Linked DNA regions of Homo sapiens: region 2 is linked to region 1. Evidence: chromatin loops called from intact Hi-C (ENCODE). Cell type or tissue: IMR-90. All regions are shown on one strand. Each heading gives the region's core, and the rest is flanking DNA. Links, peaks and the distances in the headings are about the cores only.

Region 1 (11,410 bases), core at 1,594-9,593:
GGGGAATGGTTCCTTGCATTATAGAAGAATCTTCCAGAAGCAACCTTTAAACAAATGCTTACTCAATTAAACTCCAGTTCAACTCCCCAAAATTCCATTTCCTCCCACAACTCTCCACAAGAATTTCCTACCTTCTAAGTCTTTACCACCTACTGACTAAACCACGCCAACCAGTGGTGAGTGTGGCCCTGTTTTCCTCACGAGAAGCAGTCCTGGGAGGTAGAGCAGCTGGGCCTGGCTCTCGTCTTCCTGTCCAGGCCACTACTAGTGTAACCACCTTGTCCAGAGGGCCCCGGGTGTACCCAGCTGCACTTTCCATTGTGAATTCAGCATCACCATGGATGCAAGAGCCCCTGGGTCCATGGGTTTGGATTCTATCTGTGCAGATGCGTAAGGTGGGCCCTGAAATGGCAAGTCTGAGCTCCTCTTCCCATCCTCTCAGCCCCAAAACCACCTCCACTCAGTCCAACCTGCACAAAATCATAGCTGTACCGCCTTGTCACTGCATCCCCACAGCTACTCATCACTTTGGAGGAATGAGTTTACGCTCCAGTTCACAGGACTTCTGTTTTCCACCTCTGCCTTCATTTCTGCTATGTCCAATTGGGCTGCCCCGCTCCGTTTGCGATGCGGCCCTGTGTTTCTGGGCCAGCATCAACCAGGCCTCTGCCCAAAAGACACTGCTAAGGCCTGCTGGGCTGACGGACCTGGCGGCCCTTGAGTGCTAGCTGCTTTCCCCCCAGCAGGGGTGGGGCGGGGACAGGGGCCTGACTGCACATCTTTCTCCTCCTCTTCTTTCCCCAGAGATTCAGCCGCTCCTGGCCCATCCCTTTTCATGGGATTCATTTGTAATAAAGCATGTATATCGTGCGGCACGTTGAAGTCATGATTGAACAGAGGTTGAAAGAGTTTGAGAACCCCTGTGAGATGATATCTCAATGGGACCTGAGTGTGGGAGCATCAGCAGCACAGTCTCGGGGCAGGTGATGGCCAAAACTGACACTTGTGGGTTTCCAAACCTCTCCTAGGGTGGCAGAGGGTGAGGGAGGACTGAAGGTCACGAAGCCGGGGATGGGGACCCCTGCACTGCTCCCAGCCAGGCCTGAGAGGGGAGCTTCCCCCACACACCTGCAGCAAATCCCCAATGCTCACTCAACGAGTCCACTGCAGGAGCCATAGCCCAAGCTGGCTTTGGTCCCTTCCTGGGGCTGGGGAGGAAGGCTGGAAAGAAATCAAGAGGAGGAAGAATTGGGCATTGAGCGTGACCACAGCACAGCAGTGAGAACAGCTCTATTCCAAGGAAGCAGGACAGCTGTGGCTCACACGTAAGAACAGCGCCCACTTCCTGGCGCTGTCTGCAGCAGCACTGGGTGTGCACTGACCATGGGCTGGCACTGTGCAAAGTACAGCTGCCAGGGTTATGTGGGCCCTGGACACAGGCTGCCCAGATATGCCTCCCAAGCATTTCACCTCCTTTTCTTGTCTATACAACGGCCCCTGCATCCTAAGGCCATTTAGAGAACTCACTTAGTGAATAACAGAAAGCACTGAAAACAAGGGCACATCAGAATTCCTCAGGAAATGTCACTTCTTATTCCCTTCTCCATCTTACAAATGAACAAGAGGCTTAGGGACGTTCCATGATTTTTCCAAGATCACACAGCTAATAAGAGAAAGAGAACTGGAAGCGAGTTTTGTCTGGCCCATTGCCCATGCTCTCCGTGAACTTTCTTTCATTTGCACTTACCATGGGACCCCCGCCTCCTCGTCACCCTCCCCATGCCCCTTGCCAAGAAGAAAAAGAAGCAACTCCACTGTCATTTGAACCCACGTCAGCTCTGCCCCCACCACCTCCCTGTGCTTGGAGCTTGGCAGCCACCTTTTCCAAGGCACTTAGAAGGAAAGCTATTATTCAGGTCAGGCGCCTGAGTCTGGGGTGGGGACGCATGACTCAGGTTCAGGATTTCAGCCCCCACCCAGATCCCACTAATAGGAATTTAAATGAAAAGCCCAGGAGATTAAAGGTGGAAAAGGCCGACTAGAGATTTTGAAGTGATTTTTTTTTCCCCAGCAGAAGTTAAATGCCCTCCTTCAAAGCAGGTGGTTCTGGCTGGATGATCAGAAGTGCGGCTGATCAGGCCCCTGTCGAATGGCCAGAGAGAAGCCATCTGGGATCCCTTCAGTGCCCCTGTGTGTGGGCTTGGCTGGCCTCATGAACCACACAGGGGTAGGAGCACCTGATTTGCCGGCTGGGCATTGGCCTCTCTGTGGCTGAAGATACAATGCATTGGTAGAAAATGTGAGGTTCGGTAAGGCCAAAGTTCATGAAAAGACCATAGAAAGATAGTGTGTTACAGATCCCAGGAGGAGGGGGCACGCCATGCCAAGGGGGCCGCGTGGGGAAGAACGGTTGGGTCAGGAGGTGGGGGACTGAGGAGCTGTGCAAGGGCCTTTACTGCGGTTTCTGTGGAACAGGCAAGGGAGGGCACGCAGGGTTAGGATTGTCTCGTTTGGATAGTTTCAGCAGGTTCGGGGATGTGAGACCTGTCCCTAGTTATCTGTTACCTGGCCCTGGGGGATTAGGGCAGGGAGTTAGCGGCCTGAGTGTGAGACCCCAGTGGAGGAGGAGGTTGGGGCATGGGCTCTGGATGGGTTTGCATGTGAAAGGCCACGGTGAGTCAGGGCTGCATTAAGGGGAATAGGAGTAGCAGGAAGAGTGCCTGCCGGAGGCCGAAGAGACCTGAATTCCGGCTCCAGACCACGGTCATCCTAGCTCTATGACCCCAGGAAAGGCACCAGCCTCTCCCCATCTCAGTTCCCTTATCTACAGAATGTGGGTTTGGACTAGGTAGCCTTGGACTAAGCTTTTGAGCCTTCCACCTGTACAGATGCAGAATGAATACTACTTGTACAAAAATGGGTTTAGAAAGACACAAAAATACTTTCAAATATCCTTCTACTTGGGAGACAAAATGGTTTTGAACATCCTTATTCTTCTACACAGCAGCATTTGACTCCTGCAGAGCTGACTGTAACGAGAGATTTATCTCCTGCTACTTCTCTAAAATGTCATTTCTTCCAATGTCTCCCAAGTTTAAGCGCTGAATTTTAATGTCATCCTAGTCTAAACACATTATATTTTATACATGGATCCATATTGACAAAAATGTCACAGTTGCTTATTAACTTGATAGGATCTGAGCACAGGATCAGGTAAAGGAAAAGGTATTTTTAAAAATCCAAGGGTGATGTACCCTGAAGGGGCCTTTTCCCACTAGAAAGAGGCTCCAACCTCCAGACCAGGGCTTTTGGTTTTTTCAGATTTTTAATCACCAATCCAGTCCAGTGAATGGCTCCTGTTATTTGTTGCATGAGAAGAGGAAGAAGAAGAAGAAGGAGAAGAAGAAGAGAAAGAGAAAGAAAGAAAGAAAGAAGATAGAAGAAGGGGAAGGGAAAGGGGGAGAAGGTACAAGAGAAGGAGGGGGAGAAGGAGGGTGAGAAGGAGGAGAAGGAAGAGAAGGAGGAGGAGGAGAAGGAGGAGGAGGAGAAGGAGGAGAAGGAGAAGAAGAACTCCTTGGAGAGCTCCCTGGAGAGCTCTCAGTGAATGGCTCCTGCTATTTGTTGCATGAAAAGAAGAAGAAGAAGAAGGAGAAGGAGGAGGAGGAGGAAAAGGAGAAGGAGAGGAGGAAGACAAGGAGGAGGAGGAGGATGGAGGGGGAGGGGGTAGGGGGAGGGGATGGGGTGGGGAAGGGGAGGAGGAAAGAAGAATTGTGACTTCTGTAATTAATTGTCTGGAGGGCTGGAGATTTGCTCTCTTGTTTCACAGGTGAGGAAACTGATCAGTGAATCTGCATTTCCTGCCCGGGCAGTAGTGGAACTTGGATTAGAGACCTGGGTCTTTGGGCTTTTTTACCCAAGGGCCTCCACCTGGTATGTTTTCCAAAGTAGATTTAAGAAAGTCAACTATCTTTTCAACCAACAAAGAGAATTTTGGATAAACTCGTGCTAAGTAAGGAGGAGGTTAAGCTATATCAGCAGAGGTTTATGAATTTGAAGAACTAGTTTGGAATCTCAGTTGACCTTAAAAGCTCTTAAACTCGCTTTCAATGCAGGTGACACCGGGCTTGAAACTTTCACCTGCCCACCTGGCCACACAGACCACGCACCTGTTGTGCAAGAGCCCAAGAGGAAAACGCCCTGGAGCCTCACAGCAATATGTGAAAGGAGCAGAATATATTCTGCAGAATATATTCCAGGAGCAGAAGAAAACAGCAAGCTAGGAAAAGCAAGAGGCAGCGCTGGGGACTCACCTGCCCATATGGTGATTCCTATCTCTTCCCCAGACCTAAGAAGTCTGTCGTCGCTCCCTTCCCATGTGCCACTTCTTGGTTTTATTACTCCTTGAAGTTTAGTATTAAAATTTAATCGCCTCTAGAAAAGACACAATTATGAAGAAAATCAAAAGGATCAGTGGTGCCAGGAGGTAGACCTGGTCGACCAGGTCGACCACCTGGTCTCCCTAACAGGAGGTAGTGGGGAGGAAGGCATGAGTCGGCAGAGCACAGGGGGTTTCTAGGGCAGTGAGGTGATTCCACATATTACCATAACAGGGGATACAGGTCATTACACATTTGGCCAAACCCACGGAATGTCCAGCACCAGGAGTGACCCTAAGGTGAACCGTGGACTCCAGGTGATGATGATGGGCCAGTGCAGGATCCTTGATCATATCAGATGTCCCCCTCTGGTGGGGAGTTGATAATGGGGGAAGTTGTGCCTGTGCGGGGGCCGGGAGGGGCTGGGAATTCTCTTTTCCTTCCTCTCAATTTTGCTGTGAACCCAAACCTGCTCTAAAAAAAAATCAAGCCTATTAATAAAACACATAACATGGTAATACTATAAACATATTTAATTGGCTAACAAGGATCTAATGTAATACTGGGCAATTCCTATCTCTATGTGAATTCATCATGGCTGCCTAGAATGGATCGGAGTTTTGGAGAAGCGAGGAGACAATTTACGAATTGTGAGCGTGAATCTCTGTGGCAGACTGGACGGCATGGGGTGCATGGGTAGCAGAAGGGCCCTTGGGGCAGCAGAGGAGAGAACGGCCGACAGGAAGGTGTAGACAGACGAACACAACTCTGGACTGGCCATCAGAGACATTGGAAACAGATCTCCTCTTCCGAGGAGAACTCCCAAGACCTGGAATTTGGGCTGGAAGTATCAGTCCCCTGGTTCAGGTTAAATAGAACAGCTCTGGGGCCACACAACTGAACCACACGGACTGGGGTCACACAGAAGGCGTGGGGAAGCCAGGGGCTGCCCTGGGGCTGCTGGGGTGTGTACACAGTGTCCATTGCCTCAGCCTCCAGCTCTGATATCAGAGCCTGGGGAACGAGTTTCCTCCCTAACCCTGGTGCAGATTTGGAGAAGATTGCAGGTGTGGCTCTGGCCAGGATGGAACGCTCTTTCTCATGCCCTCCTCTCCCAACACGTACCTTAGCCTCCCACCCTGGGGTCATGTGCACAGTGATTACCAGCCAGTTGTGCCCCAGCTCATGGGGTTCTGTGTGCCAATCACTGTGGCATGTTTCATGGCCTCTTTTCTTGTCTCTGGATTCGGACACAAGTCCCTGGAGAGTGGAGTCTGCAGCCCAGCAGTGCCCGGCGGGTAAACAATTACTGTGAGTGGATGAATGCACGAGCCAATCTCCTAGACACAGCCTCTCCCACATCCCGTTGCTCACGCGCTCTCCAAAGCTCAGTCTGGCCGCCTGATTCTAGCGACCCTGTCCTCCCTCCTTCCTGCTTAGCTCTTCCACAGGTCATCCTCCAAATTTCAGCCACACGCAGCATCTGTGGGGTGGAATTCTGCTCACAGCCAGCATCCTTGCTTACAGAAACCTTTCTCTGGCTCCCCTGGAAACCTCTCTCCAAGTTCTCATCCTTTCAGGCCTCTTTCATGCTTTCTCCTCATGCTTCCTGTAGAGGTCAAACTCCTCTTCACCATCATATCTTTTTGTGACTCCAGATAAAACTTACACTCTCCCCTTTGCTCTGGCAGATTCCTGCAGGGCTTTGGCAGTGGACTGACAGACACCAGGTGACCTGCCTCTCCAGGAGGATGGAGCAGAAGCCCTGCCAGTGTCCCCTGAAGGGCAGGGCTGGGGACCGCATGAGGACAAGGCTGGAGAGTATCCAGAGCCTTGTGGGCAGTCTCTCCAGCCTCCATGCAGCCACTGCGCACACACCCACAACAAAGAGGCATGTGCCATTCATCCATTTAGCCTGAGCCGGGTTCAAGGAGCTTCTGCTCAGGATAATCATGTACAGTTGCACAGTTCTTACACTGAACAAAGACAGCAGGCTGAAATCCATTCTACACTGTACTCTGTGTGCCCTGGCAAAGGGATGCTTTTCTAAATCTGGACAGACAGGACTCATTTTCCTAATTTGCACACAGCTACCTTGTAGGGTAGTAAACCAGCTCTCCCCACCTCACAACTTCTCTCTTGTGTTACTGCTGCATGCAGGGCTTTGATGACAAGTCACACAGGTGTTCTGTGTTTACCAGCATCCCCCAAACCTTGCACTACCAATCCCCCAATGCAGAAGCACAGGAGACAGAGTTGAGCCTCTATTTCCTACACTTTGCCTGTGCGACAGCCTTACAAGTTGTGGAGAACATTGCACATGCTGAACCTTTAACGTGGACGATGAATCCTGTGAAGTTAGGGACCCCAGCTGTTCTGTTCCCCACCTTCCTAGCAAAGCCCCCAGCACACAGACGGGGCTGCAGCAACGTCCATTGAATAGCTCAGACATCCACTTGTCTGCAGGAGGCTCTGCTCCCCCATCCTTCCCCCAGGCCTGCCTGGTCCCTTGGGCTGGCACTTATGCGTCCCACAGCATTTGGTTCTTGATCTTTTCCTTGGTGAAACCTTCCTTGCAACTCCTGTACAAAGCTCTTTGGGATCGGACCCATATGCCATGCCCATGATGGCTGCCAACTGTGGGTCCCCTTTCTATCCTGTTCAGGCGTCAAGGACAGGGGCAATGGCGTCTTCATTTTGTGAGTCCAATGCCCAGTGCACTGTTTAGACTGCGGAGAAATGGGTCTTCAGTGATTAAATAAGAGTCCCTAAGATTTTGCTTCTGAGAATCTTTCACATCTTTAATTAATAACAATAATAATACTTAGTTACTGCGTTACATATTTTCCTTATCTTGAATTGAGAAACATTTCAAACATACAGAAAAGCAGAGTAATACAATAACAACTACCACCTTCTACTGAGGCCAGACAAAAGCTAATATTTACTACGTTGATGCAGGCTTTTTTTTTTTTTTTTTTTTTTTTTCAAAATAAAGCACCATGAATACAGGTAACTACAGATAAACCTCTCTGTCTCCATTTCCTGTCCCCCTGACACAACTTCTCCACTCAAGTTGGTGTGGCTTCATCCATGTATATTTTTGGCTTTTACTACATATGTATGTGTTCAAAAACTATGAACTCTTCTGTGTATTTAAATATTACATATATCGGATTACATGGCATGAAACATTTTATAACTTGCTTTTAAAAATTTAACACTTGAAATTTTTCCAGGTAGATACATGTAGATCCAGTTCATTCATTTTATTTCAAAACTGTATTATTTCAAAACTAGAGTTTATCAATTCCATGAAAACCTCATCATTATGCACATTCTTGTACTAATCTCCTGGTTCGGGGTACAAGATTTCTCTAAGATATATCCCTGGAGGTGGGACTTCTAAGCTGTGGATAATATCCAGCTTTAATTTTACCAGATATTGCCCGAGTGATTTCAAAGTTGTAACAATGTGCACTATAACTGGACTCTCTAAGAGCTCTGTGCCCTGCACGACTGAGACTGAAATCACAAGCAAGTGTCAATGAATCTCAAGCATGTGAATGTGGAAATGGAGATCATCCACCAAGCCCTGCACCACACCCACTGTTAGAGGGTAGCTGGCCAATGGACTCAACGTGGACCGTGCCTCATTTAATTTGCATTCGCTCAAAGATCTTCACATATACATTGGCTGTTTGGATTTTGTTCTCTTTCAATTCCTTTTTAATTTTTTTGCCATTTTTCTGTTGTTCTTTATTTTTCCTTTCCTCATCTCTTTAAGGAAGTATTTTTTAAAAATATTCTGAGTACTTGTCAGTTTTATTTATTACAAATAACTTCATCCACTCTGTGGCTTGTGCAGTTTTCCTCCAGTGAGGTTATATATTTCCCATACTGTAATTTCTGGGCTGGGGTCAGGCCTGTAATCCCAGCACCTTGAAAGGCTGAGGTAGGACTTGAGCCCAGGAGTTTGAGACCAGCTGGGAAACATAGTGAAGCCTCATATCTACAAATATATGTATATACAAAATATATATTAGCCAGGCTTGGTGGCATGCACCTTTAGCCCCAGCTGCTCAGGAAATTGAGGTGGGAGAATCACCTGAGCCCCGGAGGTTGAAGCTGCAGTGAGCTGAGATTGCTTCACTACACTCTAGCCTGGGCATTGGAGTGAGACTCTATGCAAATCAAAACCACAGTGAGATACCATCTCATGCCAGTTAGAATGGTGATCATTAAAAAGTCAGGAAACAACAGATGCTGGAGAGGATGTGGAGAAATAGGAACGCTTCTACACTGTCGGTGGGAGTGTAAATTAGTTCAACCATTGTGGAAGACAGTGTGGCAATTCCTCAAGGATCTAGAACTAGAAATAACATTTGACCCAGCAATCCCATTACTGGGTATATACCCAAAGGATTATAAATCATTCTACTATAAAGACACATGCAGACGTATGTTTATTGCAGCATTGTTAACAATAGCAAAGACTTGGAACCAACCCAAATGCCCATCAATGATAGACTGGATAAAGAAAATGTGGCACATATACACTATGGAATACTATGCAGCCATAAAAAGGATGAGTTCATGTCCTTTGCAGGGATATGGATGAAGCTGGAAACCATCATTCCTAGCAAACTAACACAGGAACAGAAAACCAAACACCGCATGTTCTCACTCATAAGTGGGAGCTGAACAATGAGAACACGCGGACACAGGGAGAGGAACATCACACACTGTGGCCTGTTGGCTGGTGGGAGGCTAGGGGAGGGACAGCATTAGGAGAAATACCTAATGTAGATGATGGGTTGGTGGGTGCAGCAAACAACTTTGGCACGTGTATACCTATGTAACAAACCTGCACGTTCTGCACATGTATCCCAGAACTTAAAGTATAATAAAAATGTTTTGTTTTAAAGACCCTATGTCTGTGTAATTTGATCTCTGGAAAGATTATTTTAGCTTTTGGAGGGTAAGTTACTGAGGAAGCCCATGTATAATAAACCAACTAAAACACACTTTTATACCAACCCACAAACTTCGTCGGCACTTATCAAACAATAAATAATTAAAAATCATCCTTGGCAGTACAAAATAAATTTAAATAATAATTCCTGAAGTGATTGTGGCTGGGATTTTTGTCCTGTTAGCTCTTCAGATTTTCTGATTGATATTGATGACATATATTATCATTTTTCAGCTTTCGTATTTTATTCAGCAACTTTAGTGAACTATCTTGTAAGTACTCAGGGAATAATGTGAGTTACATTTTTTTCTTTCCATTTCTTATAACTCTTGTTTCTGTCCTTGTCTGAGACATGTCGGAGATATGACTTTAACAGGGATGTTTCTAAAGTTTGACCAATCTGTCATGTTTGCTGTGCTTCTGATAGATTCCACTTTCTAGTGCACCTTTCACAAACTGTGTTGGTAATTTCCTTTCCCAGGAATTTCTCTTTCGACCTCCATTACCACAGTAACTTGCTTAAGATTCATTTATATTTGCTTGTGATTCCAATCTCAGCTGTGTTTACTCTTCCCTCGACCTTTCCAATTCTAATATTTTTGTAAGGACTTTTCCCTTCTCTCTTCTGCATATCACTTCTCTATATGTTTCTAATAATATTTGCTAGGGGTTTGTTTATATCATGAGCCTATTCCAATGAATAGATTTTTCCGTTTTAATCTTTTGTGTTATTGTTTTCTTTTTTATTTCAATGATTTCTGATCACAATTTCTTCCCTTCTTGTTTCCCTAGTTTGTTAGGTCGCTCTTGTCCTAATTTCTGGAATAAGAATATGAGCCCATTAATTATTTTTTCTAATGTAATTATTTAGGATTATAAATATTCCTTTAAGTATTTCTTTAGCATTATATCAGAGGTTTTTCATGTAGTATATTCATTGTGGATCAGTGCTAAACGTTTTAAGATCACATTGTCACATTTTAATTGATTCTTCCATTGTTAGTTTTTGTCTTGAGTTATGTTTAAATTGTTTAAGGTGCATTAATTGTAATTGTACAGTTTGATGGATACTTATTTACATCTATGCCTATATTTAACCACCACCCAGCTCGGATGTGAAAATTTGCTGGGCTTCAGAAGTTTTCCTCATGCACTTCCTAGTCTATAGCCATCTCCCTGCCCCTGAGAAAAGTACTATTTTCTACTTGTGTAAGAAAGTATTCGTTTTGCCTATTCTTTTGCATTTCCAAATAAATTTGAGAATCTGCTTCTCAGTATCTTTAAGAAACCAGTTGAAAATTTGATCGGGGATTGTATTGAACCTGCAGATCAATTTGGGGAGGTTTGACATCCTACAGTATTGAGTCTTCCGAAGCAAACATGACATGTTTCATCACTCACATAGGTCTTGGGCAATTTTTGTCAACAACGCTTTGTATTTTTCAGTGTAGTGATTTTGCATATCTTTTCTTACATAGATTCCTAGATATGTAATGCTTTAGTTGTTACTGCGAATTGTACATTTTAAATTTAATGCTCCTCTTATCACTTGCTAGAAAATAAAAATGCAAATAAGTTTTTGTTTGTTTTGAGACGGAATCTCGCTCTGTCGCCCAGGCTGGAGTGCAGTGGTGCGAGCTCAGCTCACTGCAAGCTCCGCCTCCCGGGTTCACACTGTTCTCCTGCCTCAGCCTCCCGAGTAGCCGGGACTACAGGTGCCCGCCACCACGCCCAGCTAATTTTTTTTGTATTTTTAGTAGAGACGGGGTTTCCCCGTGTTAGCCAGGATGGTCTCGATCTCCTGACCTCGTGATCCGCCCACCTCGGCCTCCCAAAGTGCTGGGATGACAGGCGTGAGCCACCGCGCCAGGCCCCAAGTGAGTTTTGTGTATTAGCTTTCTGGTGAGTTTCCCGTGAATGTGCTGAATCCATGTATCAAACCAGCAGCTTTCTGTAAATTCTCCAGGATTCCTTATGTACACAGTTTGGTTCTTCCTTCCCAAACTTTATGTCTTTTAGGTATTTTTTCTGCGTTAGAGCACTGACTAGGATCACCAAG
Region 2 (11,410 bases), core at 1,099-9,098, 210 kb before region 1:
CGAGGAAGGTTGGGAGCTGCAGAGGGGTCACTCCACTGTTTAGATCTGCTGTCACTCTTCTTCTAGTTGACATGGTTTAAATCTGTGTCCCCACCCAAATCTCATGTTGAAATGCAATCCCCAGTGCTGGAGGTGAGGTCCGGTGGGAGGTGACTGGATCATGGGTGCAGTTTTTCATGGTGCCGTGGTTGCAATCCTGAGTTCTCATGAGATCCGGTTGTTTTAAAGTGTGTGGCATCTCCCCACCTCCCTCTTGGTCCTATTCCTGTCATGTGAGACATCTGCTCCTGCTTTGCCTTCTGCCATGGGTCAAAGCTCCCTGAGGCTCCCCAGAAGCAGAAGCGTCCATGCTTCCTGTACAGCCTGCAGAGCCATAAGCCAATTATAAACCTCTTTTCTTTACAAATTACCCAGTCTCAGGAATTTCTCTGTAGCAATGCGAGAATCAACTAATACACTAGTTTTTTGGGCTTTGATGGAGGCTGATCCATTGTCTTACTAATATTCCCTGAAAATGTGAGCCTCCTGGAATCAGCAGGGACAGAGACATGTATGGACTCGAACTTTTAGAGATGCTGCCCATGACTATCTCCCTCAAATGCAGAAACAGATGGGATACTGAATTGGTCACACTCATCTCCTGCCCCTGGGGTCACTTTGAGAGTTTGCCTGCTATTTTTTTTTTCTGTGGTATTAATTACCTCCTGAATATGAACCTCTTAAATTAAAGTACACCAGCCGACGGACCCTAGAAGAGGGTCCTGCCACGCGGAAGTTGTGCTGCATCACCTGGGGCCGGTGGTGCCCTATGGAGGTTGGCGTCCAGCACCTTGGACACTTTAGGTGCTTTCATAAAACTTCGAATGAGGACGGAGATGGCCCCTGGGATAAAGTTCCATGTTCCTGCGGAGGCCTCTTCGGCTCATTAAGGCAAAAAGTATTAGCTGCACCTTGCCGCTGTCCCGGATCCGAGTGGGGAGCACCGTGGTGAGCAGGTCCTGGTTCCACCCAGAGGAGCTTTCCCGATGGCCAGGGCACTGCTGGCGACCTTCATCTGTTGGTACATTTGGGGAGTTTCTCTTCACCATGAAATTGTACCCCTTGGTCTCACCTAGCTGCTCAGCCAACCCTGACAGCCTCCCCTGGAGTTATTCTTTGCTAATGAAAACGCGGGTAGTGACAGGGACAGCCCAGGTGTTTTACTGCCTTTCCAGCCTGTCAGCACAGAGGTACCCTGGCTTGAAAGGGCCCTGAGGGGCCATGGCAGGGGAGGGACTCCAGAGGGGGTCACTCCACTGCTGGAGTGGCTGGGGTGGCTGACTTGCTTCTTTGTCATCAAGGCTTTCAGTGTGGCCGGGGCTCCTGAGGAAGGACAAGAGGACGAGACCATTTATAATCACCCCGTGTTGGAAGAATCCTTGTCACCATGTCTCAGTCCCCGACGTGCTGTGTGAGGACGCAGGAGCTGTGAGGAAGTGTGGAGCCCTGGCGGGGATGGGGGAGGCCTGCTCTGTGAGTGGCCTCGGGGGCCCTTGTCACAGGCAAACGTGCAGCCCCTGCAGGGCCCAGCAGCAGGGCCATGGGCGAGAGTACACGGGCCCTGCCACGTCAGAGGCACCATCCCCCGCCAGGACCGCCGTTCTGTTTTCTGATCCTGAGTGCAACTTCACCAACAAAAGCTGCACCGCCTTTCCTTTCCAGTCAGGAGAAACGGGTGGTCCCATCCGTGAAGAGGAGGTTGACGGGCCTGTGGGATGTGAGGAGAGATCATCATTTTAGAGAAGAAAAGGGCTGTGCGGGGGCAGAGATGGCTGGAAAGAACCCACACCTCCCCTGCTCTGTCTGTCTCTCCCCCTCTCCATCTTTTTCTGTTTCTGTCCCCCTTTGTCTTTTTCTTCTCTCTCTCTATCTGTCTTTCTCTGTCTCTCTTTTCTCTCTCTGTCTCTCTCTTCTCTCTCTCCCCATTTCACTGTCTCTGTCTACCTAGTTGTCTCTGTCACTCTCTATCTCTCTTTCCATCTCTCTGTCTCTTTGTTCCTATGTCTCTGTCTTTCTCTGTTCCTCTCTCTTTCTATCTCTGTCTCTATCCCTCTCTGTCTCTCTGCATCTCTATCTCTGTCTCTGTCCCTCTCTGTCTCTTTCTATCTCTGTCTCTGTCCCTCTCTGTCTCTTTCTATCTCTGTCTCTGTCTCTCTGTCTCTGTCTCTCTGTGTCCCTCTCTCTGTCTCTGCCTATCTCTGGCTCTGGGTCTCTCTCTCTGTCTCTCTGTCTCTTTCTATCTCTGTCTCTGTCTGTCTCTCTGTCTCTGCCTGTCTCTCTGGCTCTCTCTCTCTAGCTAGGGGATGCCAGTGGACTGGACACCTGCTGTTCCCTCTCCCAGCCCATGGCTGAGGGTGGACCTGCCCGTTCTCTTCTGCCCTCGTGGGGAGACGCCCAGCTACTCTTCTGGTCCGTGGCTCCTGTTTTTTGGCTGCTGCCTCCAGGGTACCTGGCTGCTTCTTTCTAGGCATGGCAAGCAAGAAGGAACCCATTTTGCACACATCTGCGGGGCTTTCAGTCTCCTCCTCTGATGTACTCAATCGGCCTTGAGAGAGAAGGGTCCCTGCAGAAAAGAAGAGACTTTGCCTGCAGCAGCCGTGGGCCATGGATCCGCTGTCCCCTGAAGTCTGTAAGGTTTTGCTACCTTAGAGGAAGCTGAACTGCTCTTCCATAGCTTCCATCAAGCCCCCGGGAGCCTGGGGCTCTGCCGGGCCAATTCTGGAATGCTGGCAGGGAGATGTGGGGCAGAACAACAAAAAAACATTAGTTATCTTTACAAGGCTCTTAATGATGGGGTAAGCATGTTCAGGCTGCAATCTAATATGTAAGGGTAATTACACTGAGTTATGCCCCACCTCCATGGCACCCCTCACGTTAACTCTTTCCAGCCCTAGTGGGTAGCCAGTAATGTTAGGGAGCCTCCAACCGGGACTTCCTGGGGAAGAGGACGGAAAAGCAGTCTTGAAAACACTTTTATGAGTCAACGTGAGGCTCTGCTATATCTGAAGAGGTCACTCGACCCTGATTTTAGGAGAAAACCACTCTTTTTCTTCCCAGAATGGCACTTGATGGCAAGCTGCCTCTGAGAGGACCTCACTTCAAGGGCTAGATTGCAGTGTCAGGAAACAGGAGTTTTGTTGTGGTGCCTCCTGAATTTCCTCTGGGAACTTGGAACAAAAGCAAACAAACATAAAAGCCCCCAAAGGTCAGGAGACCTGTCAGGCCGTCAGTGCCGCCTCCTTCTGGGGGTCCAGAAATGCAGCCAGGTTCACCACTGTTTTCTTGTCTGGGGGACACACGCTTGGAAGCACACTGTTTTCCTTCCTTCCTTTTATCAATGTGTGATTTAACAGGAGCACCGCTCCCCTGACTTCCAGGAGCCCTCTGGTTGGACCACCCAGTTCACAGTCACTTTTGCCACAAAGAGCTGTTTATTGGAAGATCATTAAAAATCATACTTTGGGAATTCATTGTCTCTTTGTGTGTTTTCCTTAAGATAATTTTGATGTGTAAAGAAATGCTTTTTCACAGTGGCCCTCGCTTAGTCTAAGTTTAGTTGAGGAAAAAAAAATGGTTTAATTTTTTTCATGAGAATGACCACGTGCCTAGTTTCACTTCATGGGGGAGTGTGATGATGATGTTGCTCACAAAATAAAGAACCAAACAAAACAAAGATGAAAGAAGCGTGACACATTTCTTTGGTCAGGAAATATTTGTACTGGTAGTATAGTTTGCTGCATGTGGGTTTCAGTTGTAATATCTAAAATATTCCCACAGATTGAAAACACATTTATATTCTCCCTTGTTAAAGTTAACTTCCAGTAGGAGGAATGCATAACATTTTATATAGTGGGAAATATAATGAGGAATATTGGTTCTTTGAGCAAAAAAAGAAACTTAGAGAAAAAAAACCTAGTTTGATGGTTTTCAAAATTATTTAGTCAATGGACCTCTAATACACACAGCAGAAGAGAGGAGAGCTGATGTGTGGTGGCTGGGAGCCCCCTGCTCCAGGAGCTACCATTTACCCCGGCCAGGACAGACTTAGGGGTCTGTCTTGAGCCTGGGACTCCATGGAATAGGCAAAGGTGTTAAGGGGCATGTGGGAAGAAAGCGAGAAAGTCTACCTATTTGTATCTCATCTTTAAAGAAAACATTTTTGTGACTTTTTACAATGTATATAACATATTGACGTGGTAGAACAGATACATACACAGTCATGCCTCGCTTAACCACTGGGTTATGTTCTGAGACATGCGTGATCAGGGCTGGACACAGTGGCTCACGCCTGTAATCCCAGCACTTTGGGAGGCCGAAATGGGCAGATCACAAGATCAGGAGATCGAGACCATCCTGGCCAACATGGTGAAACCCCATCTCTACTAAAAATACAAAAAATTAGCGGGGCGTGGTGGCAGGCGCCTGTAGTCCCAGCTACTCGGGAGGCTGAGGCAGGAGAATCGCTTGAACCCGGTAGGTGGAGGTTGCAGTGAGCTGAGATCGTGCCACTGCACTCCAGCCTGGGTGACAGAGGGAGGCTCTGTCTCAAAAAAAAAAAAAAAAAAAAAAAAAAAAAGAAATGTGTGATCAGGTGATTTCATTATTGTGCAAACATCATAGCGTGCACCTACACAAACCTGGATGGTAGAGTCTGCTACACACCTAGGCTCTGTGGTACAGCGCATTGCTCCTAGGCTACAAACCTGGACAGCAGGCTGCTGTACTGGATACTGGAGGCAATCGGAACACAACAGTAAGGCTTTGTGTATGAGAACATAGGAAATGTTTAAGAGACTTAAAATATGATACCAGGTCAGGGCCCTTACCGTGAGTGGAGCTTACTGGACTGGAGGTTGCTCTGGGTGAGTGAGTGGTGAGTGAATGTGAAGGCCTAGGGCATGACTGTGCACTACGACAGACTTTATAAACACTGCACACTTAGGCTACACTACATTTATTTTTTTAAATTGTCTTTAATAATAAATTAGCCTCGGGAGGCTGAGGCAGGAGAATTGCTTGAACCTGGGAGGCAGAGGTTGCAGTGAGCTGAGATCGCGCCATTGCATTCCAGCCTGGACAACAAGAGTGAAACTACGTCTCAAAAGAAAATAAATCAATAAATACATAAGCCTTAGCTTACTGTAACTTTTTTACTTTATACACTTTAATTTTTTTAACTGTTTGACTCATTTATAATAGTGCTTAGTTTAAAATGCACACACATTGTACACTTGTAGAAAAGTATTTTCTTTCTTTAGATCCTGATTCTATAAGCTATTTTTCTATTTGAAATTTTTTTAGTTTTTTGCTTTTTAAAATTGTTTGTTAAAAACTAAGCCACAAACACACACATTAGCCTGGGCCTACACAGGGTCAGCATCATCAACATCAGGATCTTCCACTTCCACATCTTGTCCCACTAGATGGTCTTTGGGGACAATGACATGCAGGGAGCTGTCATCTGCTCTAATAACAGTGCCTTCTTCTGGAACCCCTCCTGAAGGACCTGCCTGAGGCTGTTTTACAGTTAACTTTTTTTTTTAATAAGCAGAAGTATACGTCAAGTAATGATAAAACATATAGTATAGCAAATATGTAAACCAGAAATATAGTTGTTTATTATCATTATCTAGTATGATATAGTGTACACGATTGTATGTGCTATACTGTTACGTGACTGGCAGGGCAGTGGGTTTGTTTACACCATCATTAGCCCAACCATGTGAGTGATGCACTGAGCTGCAATGTTACGATGGCTGTGGCTAGGCGATAGGAACTTTTCAGCTCCATTATAATCTTATGGGACCCCCATCCCTCCCTGACCAAAATGTCATGCAGCGAATGACTATATGTCATTTATAAACACAAAAATATACATCTCCTGGGAGTAGCTTCTGAAAACTTTTACTGTAGGGACGTACAATTTAAACAGTTAGGAGACAAATGCTTTAATGGATGTAGTTTGAAAAACACCGGTCTAAGGTGTCTCTGGTCTAATGCATCTGTCCTCTTTGTGCTGTGAGCAAGGTGGGAGATGACGTGCCTTGTTAAGTGCAGATACGAAGCTACCCTCAAGGACCAGATGGGAGCCCAGGCTCCTGACTTGCTCACCCGTGCCCTCAGCATCACACCTGGTGTCTGCCAGGCTCCCAAGCTCCGCAGGGATGGTGATTGAATACTTAGCGCCTTCAATTGGCACAATCCCCACCTGATTAACCCTCACCCACCAAGTCCTTTGAATTTTTCTTTCTACTCCTTCCCTTATAAACATCTTCCTATAACAAACAAATTTTCTTTTTTTCTCCCCCCAGATAGATTCATGGAAATAAAAAGTTTTTAAAAAGGACTAATCACTGACACGTACAAAAGGGAAGAATGAGCACACACAGGATTTAGGTGTGTCCCAGGGAAGAATGAGCACACACAGGATTTAGGTGTGTCCCAGGGAAGAATGAGCACACACAGGATTTAGGTGTGTCCCAGGGAAGAATGAGCACACACAGGATTTAGGTGTGTCCCAGGGAAGAATGAGCACACACAGGATTTAGGTGTGTCCCAGGGAAGAATGAGCACACACAGGATTTAGGTGTGTCCCAGGGAAGAATGAGCACACACAGGATTTAGGTGTGTCCCAGGGAAGAATGAGCACACACAGGATTTAGGTGTGTCCCAGGGAAGAATGAGCACACACAGGATTTAGGTGTGTCCCAGGGAAGAATGAGCACACACAGGATTTAGGTGTGTCCCAGGGAAGAATGAGCACACATAAGATTTAGGTGTGTCCCAGGGAAGAATGAGCACACACAGGATTTAGGTGTGTCCCAGGGAAGAATGAGCACACATAAGATTTAGGTGTGTCCCAGGGAAGAATGAGCACACATAAGATTTAGGTGTGTCCCAGGGAAGAATGAGCACACACAGGATTTAGGTGTGTCCCAGGGAAGAATGAGCACACACAGGATTTAGGTGTGTCCCATGTCAGGGATGAGGCTTTCTTGATTGTGAGTTTAGTCTTCAATGCTGACGGAAGCTGGATGCAGCTGCTTTGTGAAGAAAGGCTTTAACAGAGGGCCATATACCTATGTATGGGCCATATGCCTATGCCTTAAGTTCCGCTGTGGCAGCACTGTGCAAATTCAGACATGCTGTGTTTCCATTATAACTTACTTTGTAATTCAACACATTTTGTAATTCCCCTTTTAATTTCCTCTTTGACCCATGTGTCATTTAGTTTTTAAATGTTTGAAAATTTTCCAGATATCTTTTATTACTGATTTTTAATTTAATTGCATGGGGGTGAGAGAACACACTTTGTTTAACTTGAAATGCATTAAGATCTGTATTGTGGCCCAAAATATGGCTTATCTTGGTAAATGTGCTGTATGTATCAGGTTGGTGCAAAAGTAATTGAGGTTTTGCTATTACTTTCTTTTTTTTGGCAGGGATGGAGTTTTGCTCTCGTTGCCCAGGCTGGAGTGCAATGGCGTGATCTTGGCTCACTGCAACCTCTGCTTCCTGGGTTCAAGCAATCTCCTGCCTCAACCTCCCAAGTAGCTGGGATTACAGGTGTGTGCCACCACGCCTGGCTAATTTTGTATTTTTAGTAGAGACGGGGCTTCTCCGTGTTGGCCAGGCTGATCTCAAACTCCTGCCCTCAGGTGATTCACCCACCTTGGCCTCCCAAAGTGTTGGGATTACAGGCATGAGCCACTGCACCCAGCCCATGCCATTACTCTCAATGGCAATAACCACAATTACTTTTGCACCAAACTAATACTTGAGAAGAATGTGTATTCTGCTATTGTTGGATGGAATGACTTGTTAATTTAGATTAGCTCAGGTTGGTTGATAGTGTTGCTGAAATATTCTATATTTTTGATGCTATCCGATTTTTTTTTTGCCAATTATGAAGAGAAGGTTTTTGAAATCTCCAACTGTAATTACAAATTTCCCTGTTTTTCATCTCAGTTTCATTTTTTTTTTTTGCTTCATGTAGTTTTGCTTCATGTATTTCTTAAGGGGGTACACCTTTAAGATTAAGTCCTCCTGACTGATCAACCCCTCTATCATTACAAAATGACCTTAATTCTACCTGGAAATAGTCTTAGCTTTAAAATCTACTTTGTCTATTATTAAAATAGTAATTCTAGCTTTTTTGGCTAATGTTAGCATGGCACATCTTTTTCTATCTTTTTACTTTTAACCCACTTTTGTCTTGATTTTAAAGTATAGTTCTTATAGCCTGCATATAGTTTTGCCTTGTTCTCTTTTCTAGTCTGACAATATCTGCCTTTTAATAGGGCTACATAGAGACTTACTTTTAATGTAATTAATTTGGTTAGATTTACATCTATCATCTTGCTATTTGTTTCCTACTGATCTTTCTTCACTTTCCTTCTTTTTCTGTCTTTTTTAGATTATTATTTATGTTTCATTTTTATCTTTGTTTTTGGTTTACTAGTTCTAACTGCTTTGTTATTTTAGTGGTTGCTTTAGGATTCGTAGCATGCATCTTAACTTATCATAGTTTACCTTCGAGTGATATTATATCACTTCATGTGTGGTATAAGAACCTAACAACAATTTACTTCCATTACTTCTCTCCTGGCTTTTATTTTGCCATTGTTTTACATATATTATAAATCCAAAATATAGTGGAATTATTTTCATTTAGATTGTCAATTATCTTTTATGCAAACTTAAATAATGAAAAGATCTCATCCATTTGCCCATGTAGCTACCATTTCCAGTGCTCTGTGCTTCGTTTTGCAGGTCCCTGTTTTGATCTGGTGCCATTTTCCTTCTGTCTGAAGGACTTTGGCGAACATTTCTTCTGGTAAGGAAGTCTTTCAGCTTCTGTATGTCTGAAAACATCTTTATTTCACCTTGACTTCTAAAATATGTTTTTTTTGGCTAGGTGTAGAATTCTAGATTGACTATTGTTTTCTTTCAGTACTTTAAAGTGTTCCTTTGCTATCTTCTTGCTTGCATTTTTTCAGTGAGAATTCTGATATTATCCTTATCTGTGTTCCTCTGTATGTAATGTGTCTGTTTCGCTGGCTGCTCTTAAGACATTTTCTTTAGCACTGGCTTGAGCATTTTGATTACAGTATGCCCTGGTGTGGTTTTCTTTATATTTCTTGTGGCTAGTGTTGATTGAGTTCCTTAGATCTGTGGATTTATAGCTCTCACCAAATTTGGAAACGTTTTAACCATTTTTTCCTCAAATATTTTTCTGTCTAGACTCCAAGTATACATATCTTAGGCCACTTGAAGTGGTCCCAAAGCCCAGTGATACTCTTTTCAATTTCTTTTGTTTCTGTTTTCTCTGTGCCTATCATCTGAACAATTTATATTGCTACATCATCAATTAACTAATCTTTTCTCTTGCCATGTCTCATGTGTCATTACATTATAGTTAGCAAAACTATACTTTTTGTCTGTAGAAGTTCAATCTGGACTTTTTTATACGTTTCATTGATTTTTAAAATTAATTTTGGAACATTTAGAACATGATTATAATAACCGTTTTAATATCTTTGCCAATTCTAATATATGTCAGTTCTGGGTTGGTTTCAATTAATTGATTATTTACTCTATTAATAATTATGTTTTCCTGCTTTTGCATAGGTCTGTTAATCTTTGTTGGAAACTTTACTTTGTTGGGTGCTAAATATTCTTGTATTTACTTTTACTATTAGCAATTGGAAATAAGGCCCATCCACAATCTTCATCATTCACCTGTCCAAACTGCAGCATCAGCTCTAAGCATTTCTCATTATAGGTGGAGCCGATGGAAGCAACTGGTTAAGGAAAGAGCTTCTGTTGCTTCGGTGTTCTGTGTCTTTAAGAGATGTCGTTCATTTCTTCAAAAAATACTTAACTGTGCAAGGTGGGATATGTTGGTGAAGAATGCAGACACGGGCCCTGCCCGCATGAAGCTCTAGGAATGCAAGATCTGCATTTAGTACAGAATCACAGGCGGGAGCTATATACAAAAAGGACAGAAATTCAGGGCATGATGAGACCACCTAACAGAATAATGTAGTTCAGGCAGGTGGACAGTTAAGCAGTGGGAAAGACCTGACAACATTTTTTATTTTAGGTCATCATCCAATCTATGGTGTAAAAAAAGTGCAGCTTGGCAGCATTTTGGAATTTATAGTACAACAGAGGAACAATGGCGATTTAGCTGTTCGGTGTTTTGAAAAATATATTTTCTGATTCCAAATACCTCCTTCCTTCCTTCCTTTTCTTTTTTTTTTTCTCAGAGTTTTGCTCTTGTTGCCCAGGCTGAAGTGCAATGGTGTGACCTCGGCTTGCCACAACCTCCGCCTCCCAGGTTCAAGTGATTCTCCTGCCTCAGCCTCCCGAGTAGCTGGGATTACAGGCATGCGCCACCACACCCAGCTAATTTTGTATTTTTAGTAGAGATGGAGTTTGTCCATGTTGGTCAGGCTGGTCTCGAAATCCCGACCTCAGGTGAACCCCCTGCCTCGGCCTCTCAAAGTGCTGGGATTACAGGTGTGAGCCACTGAGCCCGGCCCACCTCCTTTCTAACTTGGGTCATTTCTGACTCCTTCAAATAACAAGAATATTCTTTTCAAATCTGGGGATGTATTCAGTCCACATGGTCATAGATCTTAAAGAAGTCATTTTATCCTTCACTTCCCCTTTTGCTGGGTGTTTCCAAAGTCTCCTAGAACTGAGCTAAAACAGTACACTTGACTACTAGAGCTGAAGTTTACACACAATTCTGCAGTGTAAAACTTTTGTTTCCAGTTCTGTATCCTTTAGACGAATTATTCTCCTGTGCTACAAATTCTATAATCTCAAATTTCTGAATATACCGAGAACGAGTGATACCAGGATTTAAAGCGGACCACTGGGGGGTTCATTAGAGTTGAAGATGCTGCGATTAGGTAATATCCCTCTGAAGGATTTTTGCAATTCACTTGATTATACACAGCCATAAGCTATTTTTTAAAATCCTGTTTGCTGGCCGGGCGCGGTGGCTCACGCCTGTAATCCCAGCACTTTGGGAGGCCGAGGCGGATGGATCACGAGGTCAGGAGATCGAGACCATCCTGGCTAACACAGTGAAACCCGTGTCTACTAAAAATACAAAAATTAGCCGGGCGCGGTGGCGGGCACCTGTAGTCCCAGCTACTCGGGAGGCTGAGGCAGGAAAATGGCTTGAACCCGGGAGGGGGAGCTTGCAGTGAGCAGAGATCATGCCACTGCACTCCATCCTGGGTGACAGAGCAGGACTCCATCTCAAAATGAATGAATAAATAAATAAATAAATAAATAAATAAAATCCTGTTTGCTGTAGATAAAGAAAGTCATATTATTTAAGGTAATCACAAAA

What was found. Peaks named below come from ENCODE experiments on the same cell type or tissue, not always from the same donor. Only the 100,000 strongest peaks of a DNase experiment are listed, where the experiment ranks them.
Region 2: a loop joins it to region 1, with 2.0 times the contacts of the local background. A loop is called at or near these places in 1 of 110 quality-filtered maps.

The regions. Positions count from the first base shown.
Region 1 is chr6:929,666-941,075 of GRCh38, reverse strand. No RefSeq gene overlaps it. Among named protein-coding and RNA genes, the nearest start is that of LINC01622, 170 kb to the left of the region's middle. In IMR-90, for the core only: no CTCF peak of the experiment used is centred there; no DNase peak of the experiment used is centred there; H3K27me3 peaks cover 2,881 bases.
Region 2 is chr6:1,137,344-1,148,753 of GRCh38, reverse strand. No RefSeq gene overlaps it. Among named protein-coding and RNA genes, the nearest start is that of LINC01622, 42 kb to the right of the region's middle. In IMR-90, for the core only: no CTCF peak of the experiment used is centred there; DNase peaks (open chromatin) are centred at 3,723 and 4,893; H3K27ac peaks cover 316 bases.